Regions from separate parts of the Homo sapiens genome. Here regions 1 and 2 are each linked to region 3. A link is a loop called in an ENCODE intact Hi-C map of the cell type or tissue named here. Cell type or tissue: OCI-LY7. All regions are shown on one strand. Links, peaks and the distances in the headings refer to the core of each region. The heading gives the core; the rest is flanking DNA.

Evidence for each region. Peaks named below come from ENCODE experiments on the same cell type or tissue, not always from the same donor. Only the 100,000 strongest peaks of a DNase experiment are listed, where the experiment ranks them.
Region 1: a loop joins it to region 3, with 5 times the contacts of the local background. A loop is called at or near these places in 3 of 110 quality-filtered maps.
Region 2: a loop joins it to region 3, with 4 times the contacts of the local background. A loop is called at or near these places in 6 of 110 quality-filtered maps.

What each region holds. Positions count from the first base shown.
Region 1 is chr2:45,724,076-45,734,680 of GRCh38, reverse strand. All of the region lies in intron 1 of PRKCE (protein kinase C epsilon), which reads right to left. Among named protein-coding and RNA genes, the nearest start is that of PRKCE-AS1, 54 kb to the right of the region's middle. RefSeq lists enhancers at 1,377-1,884, 4,345-4,484, 4,865-4,944. In OCI-LY7, for the core only: CTCF peaks have their summits at 4,583 and 4,782 (motif pointing right); DNase peaks (open chromatin) are centred at 4,650, 5,400 and 5,990; H3K4me3 peaks cover 3,017 bases; H3K27ac peaks cover 5,579 bases.
Region 2 is chr2:45,772,644-45,783,248 of GRCh38, reverse strand. The region is part of intron 1 of PRKCE (protein kinase C epsilon); the gene reads right to left. Among named protein-coding and RNA genes, the nearest start is that of PRKCE-AS1, 100 kb to the right of the region's middle. RefSeq lists a silencer at 4,454-4,543 and an enhancer at 4,325-4,619. In OCI-LY7, for the core only: CTCF peaks have their summits at 4,236 and 4,458 (motif pointing right); a DNase peak (open chromatin) is centred at 4,488.
Region 3 is chr2:45,831,746-45,842,350 of GRCh38, reverse strand. The region is part of intron 1 of PRKCE (protein kinase C epsilon); the gene reads right to left. Among named protein-coding and RNA genes, the nearest start is that of PRKCE-AS1, 160 kb to the right of the region's middle. RefSeq lists a silencer at 1,460-1,579 and enhancers at 5,145-5,214, 5,756-6,281, 8,151-8,260, 8,311-8,460. In OCI-LY7, for the core only: CTCF peaks have their summits at 5,601 and 5,806; DNase peaks (open chromatin) are centred at 5,400, 5,880, 8,240 and 8,850; H3K4me3 peaks cover 3,834 bases; H3K27ac peaks cover 5,298 bases.

The DNA of each region.
Region 1 (10,605 bases), core at 1,664-9,663, 110 kb after region 3:
ACTCAGGCTCAGGGTTCTCTTAACACACAACAGAGGCCCAGGCCAAAAGTCCTGTTGCTCCAGGAAGGCGGAGAACACACGGACCTGTGTAACCTCATCTCCTTTTGTGTTTGTCAGATTCCCAGTCATACCATCAAGCTGCTGCTTCTCTCACTGGCATTTGCTAACTTCCAATGCTCACACCACTTAACGCAGACAACCCCCCCGTTTACATGGATGAGTATACTGTCTTTCAGGACTGCAAGCATTACGTAAAATCAGGCTCAACTATAGACATGGAACTGAATTTCAGAGTTTAATTTTTTTTTTTTTTTTCTGAGATGGAGTCTTGCTCTATTGCCAGGATGGAGTGCAGTAGCGCCATCTCTGTTCACTGCAACCTCCACCTCCCAGGTTCAAGCGATTCTCCTGCCTCAGCCTCCCAAGTAGCTAGGACTACGGGTGCACGCCACAACGCCCAGCTAATTTTTGTATTTTTAGTAGAGACGGGGTTTCACCATGTTGGCCAGGATGGTCTCAATCTATTGACCTCATGATCCACCTGCCTCGGACTCCCAAAGTGCTGGGATTACAGGCGTGAGCCACCGCACCCAGCCCAGGGTTTAATGTTTTCCACTGGACTGCACTTCATAATTACCCAGCCTCAACTGCGCAGCCCACATGGTGCCACCTGCTATACAGCAGATATAAAAAGTGTGAGATGGCCCCTGCCTTCCAGGAGGTTTTCCTTGAAGCTAAGACCACCCCATGAAACTGCTACACAATGAATGCCATGTGCACAGGCTCAAAGCAAAATCGTTGTTCTGAGAAGGCAGGGGCCAGCAGGCCCCAAGTGGCCTTATGACTTGCAGAGCAGAAAGAGCCCACCGAGGTCACCAGCAGAGCCATGCCTGGAATCCAGGTCCCTTGAAGCCCCGAGCGCTTCCTACTACACGACTTTGGGGGAAGAGAGACTCTTAGCTGCGTAGAAAGAAAGCTGATAGTGGAGACGGTGAGAGGGAGGAGAGAGGGCATTTCAGGCCAGCCACTAGGCTGACTCCATGACCTCCTTCAAGTCTTTGCTCAAACCTCACCCTCTCAACGAGGCCAGTGCTGACCAGCCCACATAACACCCCAACCTGGCCACTCCGCACCTCCCCAGGGAATTCCAATGCCCCTTACCTTGCTTAGTAATGTCTCTTTTTCCGTGGCCTTTATCATCTTATCACATACCCCACCATTTATGATTTACTGTTTCTTGCGTATTATTTGTCTTCCCTTGCTAAAATGTGAGCTCCATGAGGACAGAGACCTTATCTGTTTTCTGTGCTCACATATCCCAAGCTCCTCGAATCATGCCTGGCTCACAACAGGCACTCAACAAATTCTTGTTGAATGAATGAATGAACAAGAGCTAATATTTGTTGAGCAGTTACTGTGTACCAGGACAGGGCCAGCCACCAGGGGAAAGGTGGGAAGCAAGTCAGAATCTCTGCCTGCATCAAGCTCACATGCAGTCAGTCTGATACCTCCTCAGCCAGCTTCTGAGAGAGGAGTAAACTCTCAAGCCCTAAGCCACAGGGATCACCAGTAAACCGCAGCCCCAGGGCCAAATCTCAGTCACTGCCTTTGTTTATAAATAAATTTGTTTATTTGTATTGTCTATGGCTGCTTTTGCACTACAATGGTAGAGCCAAGTTGTTTTCGCAGAGACTCTGTGGCCCGCAAAGCTAAAAATATTTACTCTCTGATCCTTTAAAGAAAGTCGTCGACCCTTGATCTAGGACATCCATTAATTATAACGATTTAACTTCTCTCCTGTTTATCTAAAATTACCAATCATGTACCATCTTTAGGAGAACTCAGAAAACAGTTCACTCATGTCGGTTTTTTGTTGTTGTTGTTGTTCTGTGGTCAGATGAGGAATCTTATTTGAGAAAGATAGTGAAAGAGACAGATAAACAAATAGGAAAATACCAAATAGTGTGTTAGGTGCTGGCTGAGGAAGGTGCAGGCAACACACTACAGATGCACATAGAAAGCTATGTGTAGCTGGATTTGGAGGATCCGGGAAGACTTCCTGGAGGAAGCAGCATCTAAGATATTATAATGATTATTGTTACCACTACTACTACTGCCCAAAGTAAGCTATAAGTAAAACATATAATATATATTATAGACTGACTTCAAACCTTTTTTCAAAAAGGTGGATATCAATGGATGAATAAACCTATTTAATACAGGTAATGACCAATAATACTGTATTTCATTATTTAGTAAGCTCCTGGTTATATGATAGGTACTCTGAAACATAAATCTGCCCTGTGAGTTGATACTAACATATGAAGAACCTCAACATATCCAAATATTTTAACACTAACAACCTGGGTAGAATGTACTTAAAATGGCATTCAGGGCTCACCTATAGAAAAACCTGAGTCCCTGAGACATGTCTGTCCCTAGCCTCCCGACATGGAGCCCTTTGCCTGCCCTAGGATGTCCAGGGCCCCCATATTCTTTCCTCCCTCTCCAATGACAGTCTGTTCCAAAAAAAAGCTCTCATAAATTTCATTTATACTGAGGTTCACATGACTGATAAGATGGTATGGCCCTTCTCTAGGACATCTGTATTTTAACTACTCATAACAAGGTTTAACTTACAGGAAAGACTTTCTAAGGGTGGAATTTCTAGGACTGTGGCTGACAGTGAAAATGGAGTTCTGTGGAGTAGGAGGTCATTCTGAAAGCCTAATTTGAATCACATGGCAGTCTGTAGCAGTAAAAAGCTCCAGGAATTGGCCAGGTACACTGGTTCATGTCTGTAAACCTAGCACTTTGGGAGGATACCTTGAGCCCAGGAGTTCAAGACCAGCCTGGGTAACACGGTGAGACCTTGTCTCTACAAAAAATTCTAGCCAGGTGTGGTGGCACACACCCATGGTCCCAGCTACTTGGGAGGCTGAGGTAGGAGCATCACTTGAGCCTAGGAGGTCAAGTCTGCAGGGAGCAATGTTTGCACCACTGCACTTCTTCCTGGGCAACAGAGTGAGACCCTGCCTCAAAAAAAAAAAAAAAAAAAAAAAATTCCAGGAATTCAGAAAATTCTTGGTTTTCAGGCTTAGGTTTCCCCATTAGTAACTACAAAATCCAAGACACTTAATGTCTCTGAGTCTCTTTCTCTCATGTCTAAAATGAACTTGAGAATTAAGGAAGGAAACTCAACTTCTCCCAGTTTCCTGAAGAGACTCAGTAAATGAAAAACCTCCAGACAAATGATTTTTACTCCATCTCCCCACTTCTTTTTTGGCATCTCTCCCAGGCCAGACATTTATACATCACACCTGCATGAGCCACAGAACTGATGGTCCTAAAATACTGACCAGAAAACCACAAGGAATGGAGCTGCTCTGTCTAAGTGAATGCTCTGAGCCCAAGAGGCTGAGTTGTCATAGGCAAAAACTGTGCATAACTCCATTAAGACACCCCTTGCTCTCCTGACACTAGCTGTAATAACCATCTTCCTCTCTAAACACAAAGGCCAATGCTAACTAATAACAGAAATCAACAGGCCCTAAACTCACCAGTCTCTAAACTGTCCACAGTAGCCACTTTCTGCCTGAGAGTTCTCCCTGGTTAGAGAACACCCAGGCTCCCACTATTCCCACATTCCTATTTCCTTCACTTCAAAATTTTCATTAACAGCTTCCACTTGTTCTTCCACACCAGTCAGATTTTCCTTTTAGATAAATCCAGGAATATCATTGCTCCATAAAGGTAAAAATGTATTTTTAAAAATGTTTTACAAATAACAGCACTCTGTCTCCCATGATCTGTCGGGCAGACACACAAAATTAATTTTTTAATGGAAATTTCCTTGGGAGAAGTGTCTCTTCAGAGACAGAAAAGAAACTGGTAGCTCTTGAAAATTAAAAATGTTGTGCTTGCCAGGCATGGTAGCTCACACCTGTAATCCTAGCACTTTGGGAGGCTGAGGCGGGTAGATAGCTTAAGGCCAGGAGTTTGAGACCAGCCTGGCCAATGGGGTGAAACCCTGTCTGTACTAAAAATACAAAAATTAGCCAGGTGTGGTGGTGCACACCTGTAATCCCACCTACTAAGGTGGCTGAGGCACAAGAATTGCCTGAACCCAGGAGGCAGAAGTCGCAGTGAGCCGAGATTGTGCCACTGTACTCGAGCCTGGGCAACAGGGTGAGACTCTGTCTCGGGAAAAAAAAAAAAAAAAAAATTACAACTGGTGGCTCACAGTTGTAATCCCAGAGCTTTGGGAGGCCAAGGTAGGAGGATCACTTGAGGCCAGGAGTTTGAGACCAGCCTGGGCAACACAGCAAGACTCCATCTCTACAAAAATAAAAAATAAAAAATTAGCTGGGTATGGTGGCCCACACCTGTAATCCTAGCTACCCAGGAGGCTGAGATGGGAGGGTTGTTTGAGCCCAAAAACTTGAGGTTACAGTGAGCACCACTGCACTCAAGTCTGGGTGACAGAGCGGAACCCTGTCTCTAAAAAATTTATTTTTCCAGTGTTGTGCTCTGTTGTCCCCAAACGGCTCTTCAAGCCTGGCGTCTATGGTAACATGACTGTAACCTCAGTGCTGCCCTGCTAATGTGTGGTTTCTGTTTTTCTTCCTCTTTTCAAATCCAAGGTTAACCAACGGACTCAAAACATCCATTCTTGTCAATGTTGTTGAACTATAAAAGTATGACTCTATACCCTTAAAAAATGCAAAATGCCCAGGACCCAAAGATCTCCTCCATGCTGATCTGTTCCTCTTTTAAGACTCCAGGTGGAGCTAGTAGGAACTGCACTCCAGGCTTTGAGCCATTGACAGATCTGCTCCCCTTGAGGCAAGGTGGACGTACTAGTTCTTCCTCCGGTCAAGGATGGCCAGAGCAGTCTGGACCCACTCTGGCCTAATCAGCATCAGCATACAGGCTCATCATCCATTACACTACCAATGTCCCTTGGAATATTTTCTGCTCAAACTTAAAAAATAAGCCCCCATGGAGGATACAGCCTAGAATCTCTAGTACAGATTCAAAAATAGCTGTATTCCTGAGTATGCACATCCCTTCAAAACGGTGTAAAAATTTTCAGAAGCCAAGGGTCAGTGATCACAGCCTCACTGGGGCCTAAAAATATCCTTCAGGCTATTGCTGTAGGAGGGGGAAAAGGAATCGGAAAGTAATGAAGGGGGACACATAGATGCATATGATGGAGGCTCCAGGGAGGGCCGAGCTGGCTTGATATCACATCTACACTGGCTGTCTCATAAGCGTATTAGGATCACACCCTTTGATAATAAAGAGGATGCAATGACCCCTGCTAAGAAGACACAGGCTTGAGCTGAGGATGGCTTTCATGGCACCTTTCATCTACTTTCTCTCTACTCTATCTTGCTCAGTCTCCCATAAGCCAGTGCAAACAGAGACTGCACTGTGTCCTCCACCGCCCTATGTGAATTAACCAGCAAGGATCCTGGTATAAGTGACGTGGTATCAGCTCCTTCGGGTCCCAAGGACAATGCCTCTGTTCCATTGATCAAGGCTTTGGAACTCCTTCCTTTGGAGTCCAGGCTTCCAAGTCATCATGGTAGCCATGGTCGGAATCCTACCTTGGCAAGTTGAGAGCAAGATCCCTGGTGGGGCAGTGAAAAAGAAAGACGATGGGAAGTGAGGGAAGAAGTGGGAATAGAGGCAGCCTCACTTGGCAAACACAGTGCAGCACAGCCTACCAGTTAGGAGCCAGTGCCCCAGTGCCACCGTATACTGAGTTCAAATCTTTGCTAACACCCAGCTCCAACACCCAACTCTAAACACATTACTCAACCTCTCTAACCTTAAAGGAGAGATGATGGTCATACCTTCCTCATACAGTTGTTATGAAAAATAAGTGACATGATGCATGAAAAGCACTCAGCACAGGGCCTCAATAATTAGCAGCTGTTATTGCTCAGATACTGAAAACAAACCATGAACTGGTGAAGACAGACCTCAACTTACAGTCAGGCAACCTGGGGGCTTTCAGTTCCCCATCTGTAAAACAAGGGGCTGAGAATGAAGGTTCCTTCCAGCTCAGACACTCTAGAAGTCTGTGACTAAGATACAAAGATTCCAGCGGCACGTGGGCATTACAACTGTAATATAAAATGACACCCAATAGCACTTGCACCACCCTCAAAGCAAGCAGCATGCACAAGAGGATACTGTGAAGAGTGCGTGTGTTTGGGCATGGGACTATTGGGGGAAGGGTTCTGGTGAAGAAGGGGCCAGTGAAATGGCATTGCTTAGATTGTTCTCTGGCTTGCTAGTCCAACATCCAGGAATGTTTCTGGCCTTCTAGGTATGAAGCAGGCAATTAGGGTCTTATAAAAATAAAAATAAAAAATTTCACTTAAAATCAAGAGGGAGAAATTTCTACTTGCCCTAACCTTGATCCTTTGCCCTTTGAAGCCAAAACAGATACTACCCTTAATTTATTTAGAGTAGCTTCTCACCCATCACCTTACTCCCTTGATGGGATACGAAGGACTTTCTGAAAGGATGTGGAGTCACACTTTGAAAAATACACTTACACAGAAGGAGCAGGCTTGAAAAGAAAAGATACGCTTAAACAGAAAGCGAGGCATGGTGTTTACTCAAGAGACCATCTCCCTCAGCCTGGTTTAAGCCAGTAAGGGCTTTATTTTCCATCTTGGCTTCCCAGAGTTTACTGTAAAAATACATGCCCTGGCTGGGCCCGGTGGCTCACGTCTGTAATCTCAGCACTTTGGGAGGCCGAGGCAGGCAGATCACGAGGTCAGGAGTTTGAGACCAGCCTGACCAACATGGTGAAACCCCGTCTCTACTAAAAATACAAAAATTAGCTGGGTGTGGTGGCGGGCACCTGTAATCCCAGCTACTCAGGAGGCTGAAGCGGGAGAATCGCTTGAACCCAGGAGCCAGCGGTTACAGTGAGCCGAGATCGCACCACTGCACTCTAGCCTGGGTGACAGAGCGAGACTCCGTCTTAAAAATAAAATAAAATAAAATAAAACACATGCCCCAATGTGAAGTCAAGAAGCAGAGTCCAACCAATGCAATGGCAAGAAACTAAAGGCATCAGGGAGCAAATGATGGCCAGCAGAACATCTGGGTGGAATGACAGATGTTGTACAAAAGCTTGGTCAAATCCTCTAAGCTACCTGGAATGCCCTCCCTCCTAGTCCAAATCCTCTTATCCTTATCCTTTAGGCAGAGTTTGAACCCCGTCCTCCGGGAAGCCCCCAGTGATCTCTCCCATTAGAGGTACCCACTCCCACTTTTGTGCACTGGTTGGACATACACAACATTCCGCCATTGCTTGTCTTCTACCTTCAATACACATCAGTTTCCATAAAAAGACTTCCAAAAGATCTTACTGTATCTCCCTTATCACCATGTATTTGGTTTATGCTAAATAAATAACTATGGCCTTAAGAGGTAGGTAAGCTGTTCTTGTCTACACAGTTTTCTACTCCGGAGAAGACTGCATCATTTGCCTAACAAGGATTAACTCTGCCCCATCACATAAAATTAACTTCACCTTGGGCAAACAGGGACTGTACTATGACATGCATCCAGGTATACATCTTTATCTAGAAAATTTGCTTAGCAAATGGCAGGTCTATTAATAAAAACTCTAAGGTCAAATCTCAAACTCAATAGAGCTTGTCAATATTAAGCCTTCGCATACATTTTTAATCTTATTTCCCATGAGGAAAGTAAGGGCCAGAAAGGTTAAGTGGTTTTCCCAAGGTCACCCAGCTAACAAGCAGCAAAGTCAGCCCTGGAATTCAGTTCTGCTTCTTTTTCCACCACCCTACAGCCACCCTACAAGCCCTCTATGTCACCTAGGAAAACAGGAGGGCTGATGACCGAGGCAATAGGATCAGTAGCCACAGGCTCCCAGGACATATCTGACCCCTTAAATCAGCAATATTTTTTAGAAGAATGTATCCTGAGAATCAAAAGTACAGGTATACATCAGAGATATTGAAGGTTCAGTTCCAGATAACTATAATAAAGCAAGTCATAAAAATATTTTGTTTCCCAGTGTACGTAAATTTATGTTTACACTATATGTAGTCTATTGTGTGTACGATGTAATTATGTCTAAAAATGTACATACTTTAATTGAAAAGTGCTTTATTGCTAAGAAAAATGCTAATGACCATCTGAGCCTTTAGCACACGTTGTAATCTTTTTGCTGCTGGGGAATCGTGCCTCGATGTTGACAGCTGCTGACTGATCAGGGTAGTGATTGCTGAAGGTCAGGGTGGCTGTGGCAACCCCACAGCAAGAAATTGCTATGCCAATTTCTTAAAATAAGACAATGAAGTTTGCCACATAATGGACTCTTCCTTTCACAAAAGATTTCTCTGTAGCATGTGACACTGTTTGATGGCATTTTCTGTCAAAATTGGAGTCAATCCTCTCAAACCTTGCTGCTGCTTTATCAGTGAATGTAATATTCTAAATCCTTTGTTGTCATTTCAACGTTATTCACAGAATCTTCACCAGGAATAGATTCTATCTCAAGAAACCACTTTCTTTGTTTTTCCCTAAGAAGCAACTCCTCATCCGTTCAAGTTTGGTCAAGAGACTGCAGCAATCCAGTCACATCGCCAGGCTCCATTTCTAATTCTAGTTCTCTTGCTATTTCTACCACATCTGCAGTGACTTTCCCAGCTGAAGTACTGAAACCCACAAAGTCATCCACGGAGCTGGAATTAACTTCCTCCAAATTTTTGATAATGTTGAAATTTTCACCTCCTCCCATGCATCATGAATGTGGGTTTTTTTGTTGTTGGTGGCGGTTTTTTGTTTTTTTTTTGAGATGGAGTCTCACTCTGTCAAGAGGCTAGAGTACAGTGATGTGATCTCGGTTCACTGCAACCTCCGCCTCCCGGGTTCAAGCGATCATCCTGCCTCAGCCTCCCAAGTAGCTGGGACTACAGGTGCGTGCCACCACGCCCAGCTAATTTTTATATTTTTAGTGGAGATGGAATTTCACCATGTTGGCCAGGATGGTCTCGATCTCTTGACCTCGTGATCTGCCCGCCTCGGTCTCCCAAAGTGCTGGGATTACAGATGTGAGTGTTCTTAATGGCATCTAGAATGGTGAATCCTTTCCAGAAGGTTTTCAATTGACTTTGCCCCAATCCATCAGAGAAATCAATATCTATGGCAGCTAAAGCCTTATGAAATGTATTTCTTAAACAATAAGACTTCAAAGTCAAAATTACTCCTTGATCCATGGGCTGTAGAATAGATGTTGTATTAGCAGGCATGAAAACAACATTAATCTCCTTGTACATCTCCATCAGAACTCCTGGTTGACTAGGTGCACTGTCAATGAACAGTAACATTTTGAAAGAAATCTTTTTCTGAGCAGGTCTCAATGGTGGGCTAAAATATTCAGTAAACCATGCTGTAAACAGATGTGCTATCATCCAGGCTTTGTTATTCCATTGACAGAGCACGAGCAGAATAGAATCAGCATAATTCTTAAGAATGTAAAGAATGGTAAATGAGCACTGGCTTCAACTTAAAGTCACCAGCTGTGTTAGCCCCTAATAAGGGAGACAGGCTGGCCTTTGAAGCTTTGAAGCCAGGTATTGATTTCTCTTTAGCTATGAAAGTGTTAGATAGCAACTTCTAATCTACATTGAAAATCTGTTGTTTATTGTAGCCACCTTCATCAGCGGTCTTAGCTAGATCTTCTGGGTAACCTGCTGCAGCTTCTCCATCAGCACTTGCTGCTTCACCTTGCACTTTTATGTTATGGAGATGGCTTCTTTCCTTAAACGTCATAAACTAGCCTCTGCTAGCTTACAATTTTTCTTCTGCAGCTTCCTTACCTGTCAACCTTCATAGAATTAAAGAGAGTTAGGGCCTTGCTCTGGAGTAGGCTTTGGCTTAAGGGAATGTTGTGGCTGGTTTGATCTTCTATCCAGACCACTCAAACTTTCTCTGTATCAGCAGTAAGGCTGTTTCACTTTCTTATTCGTGTATTTACTGGAGCAATACTTTTAATTTCCTTCAAGAACTTTTCCTTTGCATTCACAACTTGGCCGTCTGGTGCAAGAGGCCTAGCTTTCAGCTGTCTCAGCTTTCAACATGCCTTCCTCACTAAGCTTCATCATTTCTAGTTTTGATTTCAAGTGAGAGCTCTGAGACTTCCTTTCACTGGAACACTTAGAGGTCATTGTAGGGTTATTAAGTGGCCTGATTTCAATATCATTTTGTCTCAGAGAATTAGAGAGGCTGAAGGAGAGGGAGAGAGACAGGGAAATGGCTAGTTGGAGGAGCAGTAAGGACACACACAACATTTATCAATTAAGTTCACCATCTTATATGGGGGCAATTCACGCCACTCCAAAACAGTTATAATAGTAACATCAAACAAACGTAATTGTACCAAAAAGTTTGAAATATTGCAGAAATGACCAAAATGTGACACAGAGACATGAAGTGAACATATGCTATTAGAAAAATGGTGCCATAGGCTTGACTGACACAGGCTTGCCACAAACTTCCAATCTGTAAAAAGCACAACATCTGCGAAGTGCAATAAAACAAGGTGTG
Region 2 (10,605 bases), core at 954-8,953, 59 kb after region 3:
CTCTGCAACCAGGGAACAAAGGGAGTTTTGAGATGGCTGTGCGTAAAGGAGCTGGAAGTCATTCCAGCATTTAGAGCTTCAATTGAAAATAAACAAACAGCCCAAGCCTTCCCCAGGACCCAGTCTGCCAAGCACCAGCCTGGGAGTGCACACTGGCCACTGGGGCCAGCACATGGCTATTTATATTCATAATCCAATTTGGACGGGGAAGGCGCATGAAAATAAATTGATTATCTTGAAACTGTAAGAGCAAAATTCATCAGGACAAAAAAGTAATGAAATAATATAGAGGAAGTACCTGAGTAGGTCATCTGAGGGGATGTTTCTCGTGAACTGTCTCCAACCCAGTTTGCTTTCTGGATTCAGACACGAGAAAACTGGCTGACAAAGTTCCAGAAATCACATGCCAACATGTGGATAGAGCTTTGCTGAGTATTTTTCCCCTTTTCTGGGTGTGTGTGTGTGAGTGTGTGTGTGTATGTGTGTGTATATATATATAGTTGTGTGTGTGTATAGATTGTTTGACAGAGGGTTGATTATCTCAACTCAGTTTCTAGCTGGTGAGGAAGAAAAGTGGACAGTTCATAAAAAACAACCATCTTTCCCAAATCTGAGGGTCAAACACAAGGGTACATTATCTTGGAAACACTGGCTTTCTATCTTAGGTCTTGCCCATCCTCTTTTCCCTAGAGGCTAGATTCAACTCTGCCTTCCCACAGGAACAATAGCAACCATTTATGACGCGTGTGGGATATGTCACCGGCTGGAGATGCACAGTCAGGAATAACCTGGGATGGGGACTCTCGGCCTATTTTAAAGATAAGGAAATGGAGGATCAGAATCGAAGTGACTAACCCAACACCACCTCGCTAATCAAGTGGGGACTTGGGATTAGAACCCAAGTCTGTCTGGGGTTTGTGTTGTGACACCATACTGCCTCCCTGAAAAAACCTAAGGACAGTCTCTAAAATCAACATTCATTCCCAGGAAATGGGCACTTGCTGGGGTCAAGTCGGAAGATGGGCCTGGACGAGAGGAGGCTTGGTAAAGCACTGATAGCTTGGAGTTGAGAAAGTATCCCTTTCTTAGCTCAGCTCCGAAGAGTTTACAAGACAGACTTAAGGAGAAACACTTTCACGGACTGCATCTATGAAGGCTGGCCCTTAATTTGAGCTTTCTTCTCTCTGTAGATGAATTATTTAAAAATAAAATAATTTTGATAAAACTCATAACCAAAAACGAGGCTCAAACCTCACCTCCATTTATTATCTATTGGTCCTGAGAAAGGATGTAACCTGTCTAGGATTCAGGTAATTTGTTTTTCAAGTGAGTAGACTGAAGAGGGATGGATGAGGCAGGACCCTGGACCAGGGTGGCTTCTGTGGTCCCCTCTAGCAATGAAATTGATGATTCTAATAACTAACAGAAGTAACCCCGCACTGTGGTGTCCTAGACACCACAGGAGTTTAGGAAAGTGATAATGAGAAGCTATTTTGAATATTTCTGAAAGCCTAAAGAAAAGCAAATATTTCACAGAGATCAGACCACACAGCAAACTACATTATCAGATGTAGCTGTTCCAATATCATGTCGGGGGCCGGGGGGCGGGCGCGGGTGGAGGCCCTGCATCAGCTGCTGGTGATGAGCATCTCTTGTTCTGAGTAAAGCTCCCTGCACCTGTTTCAAAGGTTCTGCCTGTATGCAGAACAGCCCCTCTGACACTTGCAACTGCAAATTTTGATTAATAGAAAATAACAAACAAATTGTCATTAAGGTAGGGGGAGGGGAGACTAATCAAAGATACTGAAGAACTGAATATGATCATTTAAGAAAAACAGGGCTGAGGTTGGACTCCCTGCGATAGGGTGGTAAGCAGGAGTCAGAGGTAGTAATTTGATTTCTTTTTGGTTTTGAGACAGGGTCATGCTCTGTCACCCATGCCGGAATGCAATGGTGCGATCACGGCTCACTGCAGCCTCAACCTCATGGGCTCAAGCAATCCTCCCACCTCAACCTCCCAAGCAGCTGGGATCACAGACATACTCCACACCAGGCTTTTTTTTTTATTATTATTTTGTAGAGATGGGGGGGTCTCCGTATGTTGCCCAGGCTGGTCTTGAACTCCTGGGCTCAAGTGATCCTCCCGCCTCAGCCTCCCAAAGTGCTGGGATTACAGCCTTGAGCCACTATGCCCGGCCTAGTCATTTGATTTCTAAATTAAGTGATTCTTCCTCAGGAGCTTGTGATACAATATGTAAAGCATTTCACGAGCCCTGGCAATTTCTGCAAACACTGTCCAAATTTTTCCTGGCTCTGAGCTGAGACAGTTAAGCTGTCCTCAGTGGCTCAGCAGTGTCAACGGGATGAGCTAGCTGAGAATTGGAAAGACAGCATTTTTGTGATATTTTAGAAAATAGAAACATGTTATAAGAAGGGAAGAAAGCAAATGTGAAACCACAATGAGAGGAGGAAGCTATGACTTCCACTCATCATGAGAACAAGTTACTGAGCAACCCTGGCTGACCAGATGGTGGGATTGGGTGGGCCACCCATGGAAGGCTCTGAGATGTGACCCCCTGGAAACTGAGCATCCCTGAGGCCAACCCTACAGAGGTTTGGGGTGCCCCCTTTGTCTCTCACATGTGCCTCGAAAGACAAGTGAAAGGGATTGCTTGGGGAGGCCAGTGAGATGTGTCCTTCTTTCTTCAATCCCACCACTCTGGCTCTTGGTCGCCTCATTCTCCTGCCTAAGAAGCTCCCATCTTTATGCCAAGAAATCAAATCTAATTCTGCTCAAGCACCTAGAACTCATTACCAGTTTACAAGGAATATAGGGCCAGAGGAACAGGTTAAAAGACACCATGGGAATACAATCAGCAAAATCCAAAATGTGGGAAACTTTACAGGACAATGACTAGTTTCTTCAACAAAAAAAGAAATGGCAAAAACAAAAAAAGAAAAAGGAGGGAGTAGAAATCTATGAATGGAATGAGACATAAAAAACAGCACTCAAATGCAACGTATAGACCTTATTTGAATCATCATTCAAGCACATCAGCTGTTCAAAGTTTATGAGACAAGTGGAAAAATTTGAACACTAATTAGCTATTTGATGATATGAAAGAATACAGGTTTCTTTAATGTGATAATGGCACTGTGGTTATATATGTTTTAAAAGTGTCTTTGAGATCGATACAGATGTATTTACAGATGCAATGTATGATGTCTGGAGCTTTATTTAAAATAATCCAGTTCAGGAGAACCTATGGAGTGAGGTAGGGAGAAAACAAAATTGATTATGTATTGATAAATGTTGAAGCTGAGGGAGATTTATTATACTGTTCTAGGTTTGCATATGTTTAAAATTTTCCATAGTAAAAGGTTTAAGTTAAAAGATGACTGTGATATATTTTTGAATTTTTGATGACAAGGAAATTATAAAATAATAGTTAAAACATAACCCTATTAAAATAAATCACACTACATATGCATGTATTAATTTTTATATACTTGAATAGACATATATATCTATATACAGGCAAAGAAAATCTTCTGAAAGCATGTACCCCAAACGTTTAACTATTAATCATGTTTTCTGGGGGAGAATAGGCCTGGTAGGAGATTTTCTCTTTTTTTTTTTTTTTTACTTTAATATATTTCTGCATTATTTAAATTTCGTCCATCAAACGAGTCTTACTTCTCAGTTCACAAATGGAGCAAGGAAGTAGTCGCAGTGACTCCCTGGAGCTCTCAACCTAGCTCTCGCAGGCTCTGTATCCCAGACCCCTCAACCCACAACACCTGGCACAGCCCAAGATCAGCAAGTCTTTCCTCGCCCCCGGACATCCCTAGCACTAGCGCCGCCTCTGTGCCTTCATCCGCCAAACATTCTCTTCCCATGCCACCTTTCGAATCCTAGCTCCAGACCCACTTCTTCCATCCAAGCAGTCTTGCTGCACTACTGCAGTGTGCAAGGGTCTCTCCTCTCCTCTACAAGTTGGCCAGGAGCTAACTACGCCTTGCCACTGTGTCTGGACAGCGCATTCTTAGAGGAAAACAGGCCACAATCCCCATACTACCTAGGTAGTCCAGGACGTAGTTGGGCACGTTAGGTGCTCAGTAAAGTTCCAAGTTACTTAATCTTACTGAGCCTGGGTTTCCTCACGTATAAAACGGGAATCCAGTTACCTACCTGGACTGCTGTGAGCAAAAGTCAAAGTAAAGTAGGTAAAACTCCCTGCACCTGTTTCAATCGTTCTGCGTACACAAAACAGCTTCTCTGACACTTGTAACTCCAAGTTTTAAGAGAATGAGAAGGAGACGTGAAAATCCACGTGGATCCACTCACTGGGAAGAGCACTGAGCTCAGAACTGCCCATTAGTTTAAATATTAACAGTAATAGAAATAATGTCCCGGGGTCAGGAGGAGGAGCTCCGAAGGTCACACCTTGAGCTCCCACTAGGTGGCAGTATTGTTTACCTGCTGTTATGCAAATAGAGGGGAGGGCCATCAGCCGGGAACATACATCCTCTGAAATTGATGATACAAAGGAGGAAATTTCTATATTAATTTCCCCATGATAGTGGAATAGACGTTGGCTTGAGGAAATGCACCGAGTTAGAGGAACATCCGCTAAAAACCAATAATGAAACCCCATGAGGAGCCCTTAGTGTCTGTGTAGAGGGGGAGATGTGTGTGGGGTAGGGACGCTGAGTGAAAGTAGTGGGACCATCTCAAAGGCGGAACACCAGCCAAAGGCGAGAACCTGCCAGAAGTCCAAACCTTGACTCAACCTTTCACACTCGAAAAGTAGTATTAATGTGACCAGTCGAAATGAGGATCTCCCCATCAGGGTCTCCCAGAGCATAAACTCCACGGAGCTAAGCGGCCAGGCATGTTCTCTTGGGACATCAGTCTCCAGAGAAGCAAGACTGGAAGATAAAAGCCTCCTGGATTCCAACTTCCCAAAGCAATACTTTCATGTCCCACTGCTCAAAACCCCTCATGGCTCCCCACTTCTTCTAGACAAAGTCTAAACTTTGCCACCTGGTGGCAAAGCCATCAGCAATTGGCTTAAACTCCACCCACCAACCCCAGGGACTTGGGAAAACATTTGCCAACCCACCCCTCCCTCCCACCCTTACTCTTCCTCAATGCTCCCAATGAGGAAAATGAAGCCCAAGAGATAAATTGACTTGCTCCTCCCAAAGCCCACCCTCCAGTCCTCTGGGTTTTCTCTGCACAGCCCTGCTCATCCTGTGATACAGACTCGGTGCCAAGTCTTCCCATGCTGAAAAATGACTTTGAGTCCCTGGGGCCTGCATTCTGTTCCATCTCAAGAACCTTTGGTGTGGTGTCTGTGTTGAATTGTTGCTATCTTTTCTCTCCAAAAAGATCATACCTCCATGAGGGCAGGTAAAATGTCACGTTTCAGTAGAAATACTGCAAACCAAGTTTCTGGCAGGGGGAAGGACAATGCTGTGATTAGGAGTGTGGGGGCTGTGCAGTCAGGCTGAATCCAAATCCTGACTCTTTCCCGAACCGTATGACCTTTACAGGGGTGCCTACCCTCCCGGGGCCTCTGTTTCCTCATCTGTAAACAAGAAGTAATAATAATACGTACTGCATAGAGTTGCTAGTGCAGATTCAATATCAAGTACGCAGGGTGCTAGACGTATGTCTGGCACATAATAGGGACAAAGATGGCTATGTCCTGTAGTCCCAGCTCTGTTGCTCATCAGCTGAGGGGTATGAGGAAGTCACATTAGCTCGTGGGCGCCACTGCCTTCATTGGCAATACTGAGAAGAGTGAGGGCAGACAGGGTGGGCTACATAATGTGCTCTGAGGTTCACGGTGGCTCTAAACCTCCATGCTTCTCCAGAACACTTCTCACATTTCCCCAGGAGATCAAGCTGGTACATGAATATAAAGGAAGGGGGACCAAGGTGCTGACTCGGCCTACTTAAAACTCACCCTCTATCAACACCCATCTCAAACTTACCTTCTCAAGAAAGTTGTCCCTGACAACCCCCAGTCCCACTCTGCCTGTTTCAACAAGGTTAGATCCCACTATTTCATGCTTTCATAACACCCTATGCTTTCCCTTATAATACATATTCCAAATGTCGAGTGAATTATTAATTGTGGACTGTAATTCCCCATTTTGCAGATGAGCAAACTGATGTTCTGGGAACTCACGTTATTCTTCCAAGACCCACACAGCCTGTCAGTCAGCAAGCCATGAGACCCTGCACTCCTCTCACTAGGCCATACTGCTTCTAAGGGGTTTTTAGTTATATCAAAAAAAAAATGATAACTTTCATATTAAGGCTGGGGTGATTCCTTGAGAGAAGATACACAGATCAGAAGGAAGAATGGTCTGTGGACTCTTCAAATGAGTTTGCTTGGAGAGTTCTAGTCAGAAAAGAACCAGAGGCATACATGACAAAAGGCTGTGAGGCTGGCCTTCCTCCAGCAGTTTTCTCCAAGGCCCTGAAACCACATTTGGGCTTCTTTAAACGGAATCAGAGTGTCATGGTGGAGGGAGGGGGAGAAGCAGGGGCAGAGTAGCATCATTAAAGCCTCCTGTGTGGTTTTGATTAGATCATCTGAATTAATAGTTCTCACAGGCAGGTCTTGATTAAAAGCAAATAAGTTTGCGAGCAGACCACCTACTGGAAAATACTGAGCTTAAGATCAAAGTCCCTTGAGCAAAAGCCTGCAAGATCATGTGGGTGAGATTCTGGGCTTGGTCCGTTTATTAGGACACCCTAAAAAAATCTACCTTCATCCTTTAATCTGCAAGTTCCTGGTTATTTGTTCTCTTCAGGAGCAGTGGCAATTTCAGTTCCTCTCAAGTCCACCAACGCCTACTGAGTGTGTACCAGCAGAAAAGCCGAAACTCGTAGGGGATTCAAGTAATGATGTCTGATCCCTGACCTCAAGGAAAATGCCAAAGGGATGGCTCAGAAAGTGAGGAGAGTTTAAGGAGGGTGTTCATCAGGTCGCCTTTTCTCAGAAGCTTTGCTATTCAACCCATGTTATGCACAGAATTCATTGTCTAATTTTACTGAAAGGCAGAATTCTAAATCTCTTCAACTCCATAAGTAAATTATATGATCTTTCAGAATGTGATAAGTACATACTCTGCACTACAGAATAAATAGCATGGGGTAAGGAGATCAGGATGGGGGAAGGGCATTGCGGTTTTAAGTAGAGTATTCAGGGTATGCCTTATTGTGGGCACATTACAACAAAGATTTGAAGTGGGGTTTCAGTGATCAAAAGTGATCCAGGCAGAGGGAATGGCCAAGACAACAAGGGGATGCCTAGTAAGTCTCAGGGATGCAAGGAGGCCAGTGGGAGGAGTTGGGAGAGAAAAATGCACAATGAGGCCGGAGAAGCAGGGGTGGGGTACAGACCATGTGTGGCCTTGTAGGCTGTTTTAAGGATTTTCACCCATGATGAGAGCCCACTGTGGGATTCTGAGCAGAAGAATAACGTAACCCGAGGATCATGCTGGCTGAGGCAGCAGGAAGCTCAAGGGTGGAAGCCGAGAGACCCATTAGGAGGTGACTGCAAGTTCCCTGGTAGGAGAAGGCAGAGGCTCAGACCAGGGTAGTGGAAATGAAGAGAAGGGGTCAGATTCTGGATTTATTCTCTTCTTGGGCCCTAAGTTTCCTAGTTTGCAATAGTTTCAGCTCCCACTTTCCATCTTCCAGGGAGGTATGAAAATAAGTTGAAAACAACTCTATGGAAATGTTTGGGGGCTCTTTGATTTAAAATGGCCCCAGAAATTCAAAGGCAGTATGAATAAGCTCTTGCTGGTGGGAGAATTTCATGAGCCTCAAATGCTGTGAGCACTGCATGAAGCATGAGAACGGGCGGACTGCGTGGAGTCCACCTTCCCTTGTGCCCTTTCCGCATACACTTGTGTACATGCACACGGGGCACACTCACGGAGCAGGAAGACAGTAACTCATGGAGTGAGATGGCCTGGTGAGGGCACTTTTTAACCAAATGACCACAGGAAACTTATTTAATAAAGTCCAAGAGCCTTAGTTCCTTATGAGCAAATGAGATATAAACATGGACAATGGGGCTTGAGGGGCAATTACGTAAAGTGCCTGCCACGACACCTGACATGTAATACAGTCTCAGTAATCTTTGTTCCTTCCTCAAGGCCCCCCTTGGGAACCAATTCAACCGTGGGGAGGAGATCATCCAGAAGGCAGAGGAATCCACTTGTAAATAACTGAGAAGTGTCTACGCTGCTATTGTCATTTTACTATCCTGTTTACCATTAAGAAAAACAACTTCCTTCACCACACCCTTGCTGGGACCGTGTCACTGGGCTTCCTCGGGTCACAGTGATACCCTGGACTTGGAGACGAACTCAGGAATGGGAGGAGCAGGACTGAGACTCCCAGGCACACGGGAAAGGGTGCACTGGCCCTGGGAATGTGCAGCTTGGGTGGGTCCCTCCAGGAAAGAGTCAAAGTCAGGGTGACTGGGCGTCCCGGCTTGATTCATCTATCAGAAGGCAAGGTGGGAAATCAGGTAGTCTCACAGACCACAGCCTGTCTGTCTCCCTGGGCCTGTGGCTTCAGAATACCCCTCTCAGTGCAACCCTACCCCACAGGCTGCCTGCTCTGTACAGTCACACCAAAAGCCACCCGATTCCTGGCATTCAGCTTTCCCCAAGGCATGGGGTGCTTTGGCATGATGGAAAGGAGACAGGAGAGACAGGGAGGGAAGAGAATTTATCAAAAAGAGAGAAAAAGCGGGCACTCGGTCTCTAAAGCCGTGCTGATGCTGAGTTTGCCTGTACAGGCCTCTGACGGGACTCTGCCTCATCCTGGGTTCACACCTCCGTTCAACACCTATTTAGTGAGCACTTCCACAGTGGAAGGCTGGGAGCTACAGAAGATGAGATGAGGCTGCCCTGCCAGGCTGGTGTCCGATCACCTCCCGTGAGGCTGTGAAGCAGCTGCTGAGAGAGGGGAGGCCTTAGAACCTCACCAGTCGCAGGCCCTGACCACAGGGGTGGTCAGCCCAACATGTCCCAGCCAAGCCCAGCCCTGGAACTCCCAGGATGACAAGTCCCTGGCTCCCTCCAGCCCCCATCTCTCCAAGGGAGGTCCTACCAACAAAGGGTGGGTCCCCCAAGATGAACAGCAGCAGCGGGGGAGGGGAGGACTCTGGGGTCTAGAAGGAAATTTCTACTTCTAACCTGATGTGGCAGACAGCAGCAGCCACGGGATGACAGCAGCGGACAGCACCGAGCAAGAGCATCGCTCAGCAGGGATGTTTGCTGAAGGCCTGCTCCACGAGGAGGGCAGCCTTGGGCAGCTGCCCAGGGCACCTTACCCAAGGCCTGGCAGCCGTAGGTACAGGAGCCCCAGGGTATACTTCGTGGGCTTCTAGCAGAGCAGGCCACTCTGGATGGCCAGGGGAGGAAGGAGGTGAGAAGCAGCCCACAGGCTGCTGTGGGGCAAACAGGGGCTCTGTAACTTGGGCCTGCTCCTCCCTGCCATTTCTGAAGCATCGTCTTTCCCCAGGCCAAGGCCTACTTGGGGACACCTCTCACTGGAATTCTAGAATGCTCCCAAACAGTCAATTCAAGTCCCAATTACACAGTGAGAAGGGAGGCCCAGGAGTAATAACTGGGGAGGCAGTGTGGCCTAATCATTAGCACAAGGCCTTTGGAGTCAGCAAGAGCAGGTGTGAATCTCAACCCTACCTCTTGATGCCCAGGAGTTCCATCAGCTTTGGCTTCTTCGTCTGCACAAGGAGGATGACAGCACCTCCCTTACAGAGCTGCTGTGAGTAGCAGATGAGTTGATGTCTGTCAAGTGCTTAGCACAGGGCCAGGCTCAATGAATAGTGTCTGTCACTACTTCGGCCATCATCATCTCCACTCAATGTCACACAGCTGGCCAGAAACAAGCCTGAATCCAGGTCTCCTCGGCCACCACTCCCAAAAGGCCTCACCCTCCTGTAGCCTGGGTGACCCTTCTCCTGGGGACAGTGACATCAGAGAGCAGAGTTGGAAGACTGTGGGTCCCAGGAGCCAACATGGATCTTCTTGGGTTTATGACCTTCAAAGACCCACCCTGAGAGGTCCTGCTCAAAAGCCCCTCGGAGGGGCTATGCAGCCAGTGCCTAAGGAATCCTGAAGGGGAAGGAGCAGAGCAGCCAGAAGGAAGTTATTAGGTAGGGCTCTTGCCTTCCAGGGCAGGACGGTGCACTTCTCCCAGAAAGCCTTCCCAGTCATACACGGCCCAGCCACCTGCCATCACCACTCCATTCGGGCCAGTCTAAACACCTAAACAATGACAAACAGGGGCTCAATAGGGTGTCACGGGTACAGCACATAGTCTCAGGGTTCATGCAGCATGCCTTTCCATGCTAAGAATGGGAGGAGGACACCTTGTCCTCTTCAGCCCCTGCTCCTCTTCCCCGAGATACACTCCCTGACCACCTTCCCCATGCAGAGCTTGCTCCTTAGAACCCACAACTTCACCCTAAATGGTGCTGAGCATGTGGCAGATGCTCAACTCACATCTCTTCAGTAAGCAGCTGCCACTTAACTTCTCCAAGC
Region 3 (10,605 bases), core at 1,014-9,013:
AGGACAGAGAAGAACTGATAAAGTATCTGACGAACCTGAAATCAGTGTAGAAGACGGAAGGGAAGAGGGAAGGGAAGGTATGCAAGGCGTAAGAAACAGCACAGGCACCCTCACTTCCTCCCTCCCCACCTCAAATCCAGCTAACTACTTATAATATACAGAGACAAGGTGGTGAAATAATTGGGTGAGACAAAAGCCAGAGGGCTGGGCCTCTTGTAGTTAAAGACATCTTTGCAAGGACTGAACTATCCTTACAGAAACTGTGTTCTCTCTATAAGAGAGTAGTAACTCTGGAAACCCTGGATCACCAAGTCCCCCTGCTAGCCTCTCCGCCTCCACAATCCCATCTGTCTACACAGAGCTTTCATTGGTTCATAGTGCCAGGCTCTCTCCCCAACAAGCTGTGAATATCTTGAGGGCAGGAACCACTATCCCCCTCCTTTTCCTTTTTCACTGTCCCCAGCAAAGAGCAGGCAAGCATTTAGCAAGAATTACTTCAGAACAGTCAGTCTAGTGGATATCTCCTCCTCCTTCAAAGTCAAGGTCAATTATCACCTCCTCTCTGAAATCTATCCAGATATGCCCAGTCAGAATTAATTAGCCCCTCATCTGTGTTCCCACAATACACCAGACACATCTTACTCATGGCTCCTGCGATGGTTAATATTGAGTGTCAACTTGATTGGACTGAAGGATGCAAAGCATTGTTACTGGGTGTGTCTGTGAGGGTGCTGCCAAAGGAGATTAATATTTGAGCCAGTGGACTGGGAGAGGCAGATCCATTCTCAATCTGGGTGGGCACCATCTAATCAGCTGCCAGCGTGGCTAGAATAAAGCAGGCAGAAGAAGTTTGAAAGACTAGGCTTGCTGAGTTTTCCAGCCTTCATCTTTCTCTTGTGCTGGATGCTTTTTGCCCTCAAACATCAGACCCCAAGTTTTTCAGCTTTTGGACTCTTGGACTTACACCAGTGGTTTGCCAGGGGCTCTTGGGCCTTCAGCCACATACTGAAGGCTGCCCTGTCGGCTTTCCTACTTTTCAGGTTTTCGGACACGGACTGGCTTCCTTGCTCCTCAGCGTGCAGACGGCCTATTGTGGGACTTCACCTTGTGATCGTGTGAGTCAATTCTCCTAATAAACTCCCCTTCATATATACATATATCCTATTGATTCTGTCCCTCTAGAGAACACTGACTAATACAGCTCCTATTAAGTTGTAATACATTGTCCATCTACCTCTCTGTCCTGATAGACAGAAAGTATGATAACCAGATTTGCATCCCTAGTTCGTAGCTCACTGTCTCTTAGGAAACACCCAGCACACACTCGTGGAGGTGGGAAAAGGCTCTGTGTTCAGAACTTCCAGAGTCTATTCTGGGAACATTCACCCTCCCAAGGCTCTGTCCCCAGGAAGGAAGGCAGGCATGTCATCTCTACTAAAATGACATTTGAAAAAGGGTAGAGGAAAGATGAGGCAGCTATACCATGAGCACCACATGTCCCCATGAGACAAAGCGACCAGCTGGAATGGTGTTCTCCAAACTCTCCCAACGTCTCACCCCACACACAATCCAGGAGGCTCCCAGAGTCACTCCTGACCCCATCTTGTTGCCTGACTCAGCCTCTAATGGTTGAGAGAGCTTAAGGTTTCCCTCAAAATTTCATTTTCACCCACAAGACTCTTCAGTGCCTCGTGGGAGAGGCCCCTGGTGATAGCTGAGGTGCTCCGTCGGCACAGGAGTGAGGGAGTGCCACGAGCAGGCCTGCATTGCCCCCTGGGCACCCCGGGGGAGCTGCTCACCTGAGTTTGGGATCTTCGGTTTTAAATCCAGATGGGAACCAAATAACAAACTGGTAATTCCGCATGCTGCCTTTTCTCATTCCTTTCTCCCCAAGAGTCCATGATTTTAAGTTTCTGGGTAAAGAAAATGTTCTCCAGAATTCTCACCACTAGTGCTGACCCTCACCAGCCCCTGCAGCGAATGACAAACAGGAAAACCAACAGTCGGCTCTGCTGAATAGAGCCAAACCAGAATCTTCTCCCTGACAAAAGTCAAAAATATCAGGGGCCCTCTTGCCTAAAAGCATGGAATTTAAATAATGTATGCCTTTTAGAGATTAGATCATCCCTATTAAACCCTGCCGGCAAAATGAAACTCTTTCTCATATCCTCCAACTCAAAGATTTCCCACGACTGTGGACTTTATTGGCAAAGTACAATGCTATCTGTGTAAAGCAGGGAGGGAGAGAGCAAAGGAATGAGATGGGCTTCGGGGCCTATCCAAAGGCAGGCACCATGCCCATCTTTGCAAAAGGGGAGTGAGAACTCGTGGCAGGGAGGACAGGTCATTTATGATAAAATGTATTCGGATATTAACATTCAAGATAGCAATCAGAAAGCATTTTAGCACCCACTGCAGCCTCCGTGCTGGTGAACTGCATTTCCAAACAGAAAAATAGAAATTAAGCTATTAAACATGCCAAAAGCAACAAAGAGCTTTGCAGCATGAGCAGATGGCCGCAGATCGCCAGCCAAGCCCCAGCTAGCCAAGCGAGGAAGCTCTGAGAATCCATCCAAGGTGGTGGGTCTTCAACGACTGGAGGGGTCACCAAGTATAAAAGATGGTGAAGAGTGTGGCACAACTTCACCGCTGAATTAGTTTAATCATAAATTCTGCTCACGATTACATGGTCCAGATAATGATGCAATGTAAGTGCCCAGCCCTGCACAACCCTGCAAGCTGTCAGTCTGCATTGGCACCAGGCAGCTGGCGTGACACAAAAGCAGACTCGCTACCTCCTCCCAGCCATTCCCAGGGTTAGTTCTGAGCCTCTTCTTTGCACCAGGCTCCTCCCAGTTCTCCCAGATGCAACCTAATTTATCAAACCTCCTTGGACCTCATATCCCAACTTAACACATCTTCCCAGCTACTATTTCTATTTTCTTTGACTATGATTCTCTTTCACACTACGGTGCCTTGGCTACCCCTCCAGCACGGGCCAGAAGCAAGGCAGTCAAACTGGGGGAGACAAACACAGACTTTGGTGTCAAATCAGGGCAGAATCCATTTTGTCCTTTATCAGCTGAGTGACCTCAGGCAATTATTTACTCTTCCTGAGCCTCTCAGCCTCTTCATCCGTGAAATGGGTTGTCATGAAAATTCCATGAAACATACATGCAAAGCACTTGGCACCTTACCTTAGTTAAAAAAAAAAATTTTTTTTTTAACTAAGCACCCAGGAGACACTCTGCACGTGGTGGGTAAGAGCAAACTTAGCGGCCTTGTGGCCTGAAGCAAGCAGCTACCCTCTGTATGCCTCAGCCTGCTTGTCAGTGAAATGGGGCTGCTGTGAGATTAAATGAGATAATCTATGCACAGTGCTTAGCAAAGGCACCGGCATAAAATAGTCATCATTGGTGCAGTTATCATGAAAAAGGCAAGTCTTCTGCTTCTTAGTCCAATGTTATTTCTACTATAACAAACTTTCCTCAACAAAGTTGGTATTGTTACATGTAATTCCAGGACATTTGATGACTTTACAGTGTTGTTGTGAATATCAAATAAAGAGCTAAAGGTCAGGTGTGGTGGCAGGCAGCTGTAGTCCCAGCTACTTGGGAGGCAGAGGCAGGAGGATTGCTTGAGCCCAGGAGATCCAGGCTGCAATGCGCCACTGCACTGCAGTCTGGGTGACAAGTGAGATCCTGTCTCTGAAAACATTTTTTTTTAACTAAGGTAAGAGTATTGTACTTTAAAATCCAAGGTAAGAGTATTGTATGCACCCTTTCTGGGGGAAACCCGGGGCAGGAAGGGCTATACCCAGGGTATTCGGGGGCATCGGGAGGACGTGTGGTACTCATGAAAGAAGGGCAATGACACCTACTGTGCCTCTGACGCCATGTTGGCACCTTACCTGCATTAGTTCATCTAATCTCCTGTGAGACAGCAATATTCTCTACTTTTCTGATGAAAAAACAGGCTTAGAGAGCTTTCAGCCAGAATTCTCACCCAGGTCAGCCTGGGGCACAGAGGAGAGGTCAACAGAGCTTGCAAGTCATGCTCACAACCCCAGCCCTGCCTGGCCAACTGAGCCTCCTCTGACAATCCAGTCCGAGGTGCAGTCTCCTTCCTTCAACCCTCCCGTCCCCAGAGTGGGCTCATTCCCCTTTTCAGGTGTCACTGGCTTCCCCAGGCAGACCTGGAAGGCACAGCAATACCTCAGACACCTTGACCACCCCATGGTGCTCTGAGGGGAGGTCTGGGCAGCAATGAGAGTGCCTCTCATGTGAATTAGGAACTTGGCAATGGGGAAGAGCCCAACCCACATCAAGCCCTAAAAAGGCAATCTTAGAAAAGCCAAAAGTTAGGGACTTTTTTGGGGTGGTGCTCAGCCGTTTACAAAGCCCCTCATACGCATTCATTTATTCATTTCTCACAATTAATCTGTAAGGTAGCGAGTTTTGTTATTTTCAAAAAAAATTTTTGAGACAGAGTCTCGCTCTGTGCCCCAGGCTGGAGTGAAGTGGTGCCGTCATGGCTGCAGCCTGAAACTCCTGGGCCCAAACCTTCCTCCCACCTCAGCCTCACAGAGTGCTGGGATTACAGGCGTGGTAACAGTATTATTAGTGCTGTTGAGAATCTGAGAAAGCTGGGGTTAAGGAAGATAGGTGGCCATTATATCATGCAGTGTGCTAGTGAGATCACACCAGCTGCACAACCCCAGGAGGTGCCATTCACACCTATGTCTGTGCATGAGACCCCTGGAGCCGGACTGGCAGAATCAGAACGTGCTCCCTAGACTGGGCGTGGTGGCTCATGCCTATAATCCCAGCACTTTAGTAGACTGAGGCAGGTGGACCACTTGAGGTGAGGAGTTTGACACCACCCTGGCCAGTATGGTGAAACTCCGTCTCTACTAAAAATATAAAAATTAGCTGGGTGTGGAGGCATGCACCTGTAGTCCCAGCTATTCTGGAGACTGAGGCAGGAGAATCGCTTGAACCTGGGAGGCGGAGGCTGCAGTGAGGCAAGATCGCACCACTGCACTCCAGCCTAGGCAACAGAGCAAGACTCCGTCTTAAAAAAATAAAAGAACTTGCTCCCTCAACTCCTGTTTCTCAGTCTCATGTTTCTTCCTCGACACCACACCTGCCCAGCAGGAGTTCTGACAACCACAACAGCAAAATCAAGAGGACTCCACCTATGCTGATCTCCAGGCTGCTGGCTGATGTGCTGCTGTCAGCCCCCCGTGATCCACAGGTTATCTGTACACCTACATGTTGGGGGTTATTGGCTTCAAGGGAAGGGAGGTCTAATATACAAAGTCAAGCTTCCTAACCATAGGTTCAACTTTTGCCTGAGATGTCTAAGCAAACCTTTCCTTGGGACAGCCCACAAAGGTCACACAGGCCCAATTCGAGTTTCACTTCCCTTCCCATCTGCTGTCAGGCACAAAGGCGTGGAGAGAGGCAAAAGGGCAACAGGGACAGGGTCTGAAAAAGATGAATCCAGAAAGGATGAGAAGGACAAGGGAAGGCTTGCACTGCCCTTGTTCCACCAGTAAGGTCCTAGATAATCTACTGCTGTGTCTTTTTCTTTTTTACTTGGAGGAGGGTGGAGAGTGAGAAAGGAGGAGGCAGACGGGGAACCATCAGGACAGAAGACTGGGGGACTGGTTCCCAAAGCAGGGGGCCCACTGCCCAAGTCCTGTACCCCTTCACTGATGCCCCCTCTCCCCTGGAGGCACCGCAGGCACACTACCATCCCCAGACCCACCTGGCATGGGAGAGGCCAGCTGGACAGAGCAGGGGACATTCAGGCAGCAGGTGTCCTCCCAGCTCTGCATTTGGAAAGCAGAAAGCATTGAGGCAATACAATGAGCAACTCAGCAGCAGCTGCGGGGTGCTGATTTTGAAGTTAGCAGCTAATTAAAGACTCTTCATTTGGGGTAAAATTTGCTACTTGCTCTATTGGTAGTGTGCAGTGACTGGTCAAAAAGCAGAGAGTACACATGTAATCAAATATGTTCAAGATTCTATTCTGTTAATGGGCTTATAATAGCACTTACTTTCATAAAATAAGGGGAGGGGCAGATCGTTTTTCTCAAACAGCTTCCACTGCAGTGCAAAGACATGCAGGCTTCAGTGTACATCCCTGCAAAGCAGGACCCTGTCTGTCCCGCACATGGGAGGGATTCAATACAGATTTCTACATGTTGGCTTATTGAATGCATGGCCTTAGCTTATACTACTTCAATATATTAAAAAACTGGATCTGTACGCTGAGTTGTGGAGATGATTTACTGGGGAAGCCATCTACTATACAGAAATGTTCACAGCAGCTTCATTCCTAACAGCCCAAAACTGGAAATGTCCCAAATGTCCAACAACAGGTAAATGAATAAGCAAACCATGCTACATCCATGTAATGGAATGTTACTTAGCAATAAAAAAGAATGAGGACCGGGCACGGTGGCTCACCCCTGTAATCCCAACACTTTGGGAAGCTGAGGCAGGAGGATCGCTTCAAGCCAGGAGTTCAAGACCAGCCTGTACAACATACTGAGACCTTCTCTCTACAAAAAATAAGAAAAAAAAATAGCTGAGCATGGTGGTGCATGCCTACAGTCCCAGGTACTTGGGAGGCTGAGGCAGGAGAATGGCTTGAACCTGGGAGTTTGAGGCTGCAGTGAGCTATGATTTCACAACTGCACTCCAGCCTAGGTGAGATCCTGTCTCTTAAAAAAAAAAAAAAAAACAAATATACTACCGATACATGCAACAACATGGATGCTATGTGAAAGAAGCCAAACATTAAAGAGTATATACCATAGCATTCCACTTCTACGATGTTCTAGAACGGGCAAAACAAACCTACAATAACAAAAAAGCACATCTGTGATTCCCTGGAGCTGGAAGTGGCCAGTGAATGCCAGGAGACACAGGGGAACGTCCTGGGTGACGGGAGTTTTCTCTATCCTGATTGTGGTGGCTGCTCCATGAATGTAGACATTGGGTGGGACAAATCAAGCCTACACTTAAAATGAATGCACTTAATTGTATGTAAATTATACCTCAATGAAGCAGTTTTTAAAAATGGAAAAAAACGATTTATTTCGCATAAGGATTCCTCCACAAGTTTCCTTTAAATAACAAATCCTATTCCCACCCTCGGAGCATTTAAAATTTCATATTCCATTTTTAAAAATAAAAGGACTCATTCAGAGTTTTTCAACAGCACATCTGTGAAACAACATAATGTACACCTACCTGTGTAGGCGTGCACATTCACACACCCACCCACGTGTGCAAACACACTCACAGGCACACAGCTGAGCCACCTTCTCCTGTCTCCTGTGATCAAAATACAATAATAGCAAGATAAACACATCCAAAATGTAGGTTTGAGAGTCTGCTGAATTATTTAAATCTGTCTGTGTGTTTGTGGATCTGAACTTCCTCATATATAAAACAAGATAATTAGACCAAATGTTATAGAAAGCCTTTTAATGAACTTAATGACCTAAATGTCCATGAATAGGAGACTGCTTAAATAAATTATGGTACATCATATGGTAGATCACCATGCGAGTCCTAAAAAAGACTGAAAAAGATCTAAATGTACCAACTGATAGGGAACTAGCTCTGTGATACATTAAGTGGAGGGGGGATAAAGCAACACACCGTAAGTTCATGATGTTGTGTTGCTGTGTGAATACAATGGGGGAGCATGTGGGTGTACACACACACACACACACACACATACACACATGCGCACACGTGATCTGCACATACGTCCTTATCTCCAGAAGGAGTCTTAATCAGCAAAAGGCAAGAGCTGACTCAAGAGATGGACATGACAGGAGGAGCAAACCAGAAATCAGGAAAGGAGGCCTTATTCTTTATTCTACGCCCATTTACAAAATTGTGTTCTGAGCTAACTTGTTAAAAATTTAAGTTACTACCCATTTAAAAAAATAAAATGTCCCTTTTCACTGCACTGGCTGTTTATAATCTCCAATCCCCCAGACTACAGCTTGCTTCAGTTGCCAGACACACCTTAAATAAACACCCCTCAAAACTGGCTGAAACACTGCATTCTCATCACCCGTAGCCAGGTCACTGGGAACCAAGTTAGCAGCAGCCATTATCTTCTTGTGAAACTCTTGTTGGCTGGACCAGAGGCCCACGTTACAGATCTTAGCTCTCAACACACCACAAATGGAGTAGGCTCAAGTTAGCACCTACTTCCTCTTTTTTAGCAGGCTCAGAAATGGCCCCAGAGAGCTGGCTCCCTCTGATGACAGAGGTAGCTAAAAACGAATAACTCTATGTATACATAAATGCTTTCTTGAGCTGAGAAAACATCCAAAAGTGCCTAAACTAATGTGGAGAGTGTGTAAGGGTACAGAGCATCATCTGCTCACAGCACAGTCTGCCTGTCTACTTTGAGAGAAATGGCAGTACATGACTGTATATCCTAAGAAGAGGTAGGTGAGCACTAATAGCAGAAATGTAGCCACCTACCCAAGCATTCTGAAGCAGATAATCCACTGCCGATCTGCACTTTGCATTTCACATTTTGCATTTTGATTTGCAATGGTCCCTATCACTAGGTATATTTGAATGTGTGTGCTTTATCTTACATTTCCTATTTCTTACACTAAGTCAATATATCTCAGAGATTGAAAGTAAAGGTTTTGAAGCTAGCCTACCCGGGTTCCAATCCCAGTTCTGCCTGTTTAAAGCTCTGTGGTGCTTATTTTGATTTCCTCATCTTACAAGTTGAATGTCAGCAGGACCTGCTTCAGAGTGTTGGGAGGATTCGAGGAGATGGTGGAGCACTTGAAACTGTCTGGCACACAACTTCCTGTAAATATTAGCTGCCAGGTCATTATGATTGCTATTTCCCACCTAGACTGTGAGCACCTCTCCTGCTAAGCCATGTCTTTCTTTTGAGGATTCCACAGCTCTTGATTCAGGGCTGGGATTGAGATAGGTATTCAATAAAGACTCTAAGTGGAACTGAATGAATCCATGTGAAACAGAGGCAAGCTCGGTCAGGAACTCAGGAATTTGTAACCAGAAAAATTATCTTCATATCAGGAAATTTTCTGTCCCTGTAGTATCACAACCTAATAGAACTTTTATCAATGGCTGCTCACAAAAAATATTCAGTTATTTTTTCTTTCTTTTCTTTTCTTTTTTTTTTTTTTTGCCATGTTGCCCAGGCTGGTCTTGAACTCCTGCCCTCAAGAGATCCTTCCACCTCGGCCTCCCAAAGTGCTGGGATTACAGGCATGAGCCACCACACCGGGCTGATATTCAGTTCTTGACTCCCTTTGAAAGCCAAGACACGATCATTTGTTTCCATCTTTCTGAGTTCTTCAAAAGAGAGACTATGTTATGAATACTAATAATCACAACTCTCATAAGCACCCTTTATTGAATACTCTACATGTGTTACCTATGTGAAGAAGGCAATATTGTTGTTCTTAACCATTTGATGGGTGACAAAACTGAGGCTTAGGAATTTAAATAACTTGCGCGCATCCTCACAATTTGCAGAAGAGGAGTGTGCGTTAAAGCCGGGTTCTCCAAGTGGAGACCCAATGCTTCCAATAGGTACCTTGAGGCCTGGCAGGCTGCCCCACAGACAGCCTGAGCTCTGGGAGATCTGTAGAAAGAACACGTTGTGAGCTGTCATGGAGCCCATACTGCATGAATGATAAAAAGTTGCTCCTTGGCCGGGTGCGGTGGCTCACGCCTGTAATCCCAGCACTTTGGGAGGCTGAGGTGGGCGGATCACGAGGTCAGGAGTTCAAGACCAGCTTGGCCAATATGGCGAAACCCCATCTCTACTAAAAATACAAAAATTAGCTGGGCATGGTGGAGTGCACCTGTAGTCCCAGCTACTAGGGAGGCTGAGGCAGAAGAATCACTTGAACCCAAGAGCCGGAGGTTGCAGTGAGCCAAAATTGCCTCCCTGCACTCCAGCCTGGGCAACAGAGTGAGACTCTGTCTCAAAAAAAAAAAAAAAAAGTTGCTCCTTGGACACAAGAGCAATGAGAGTAATGCTCCTTCATTGTCCTCCTGGAGCTCATAGTTGTAAGGTACACTAAACCCACAGCAAAATAGCCGAGAGGCTCAGACAATGACATACAAATGTGACGCAGGATGCCCAACTTTGGGGAATAATTGCTCTCCGGGGAATATTCCTGCATCATAATACTCTGTATACCAGTCTTATTTGCCATTGCTTTTCATTGTTTAGTTGGAACCATGTCCTGTGAGAAAAAGAACAGTTTTATAAAAAACTATAAAAGCATGAAATTTAGGAGTCAGAAATGCCTTAAAAATCATTTAGTTTAAATATACATACAAAAATAAAATAAAGGATAAGATCTTTTTTCTTTTCTTTTGCTTATCAAATTAGTCAAAGTTTCATTTGGGTTATATATTTTTGTGTTATTTATTTATTAAAATATAGCCAAAAGTAAGTACTGTGATGTGTTCAGTTTTAAGAAACCAAAAGCTACATGTCTGCTTGTCATGAGAAGCAACAGTCCTCTGCCCCATAACTCCTCAGAGGGACCAATTTTAGTAATTT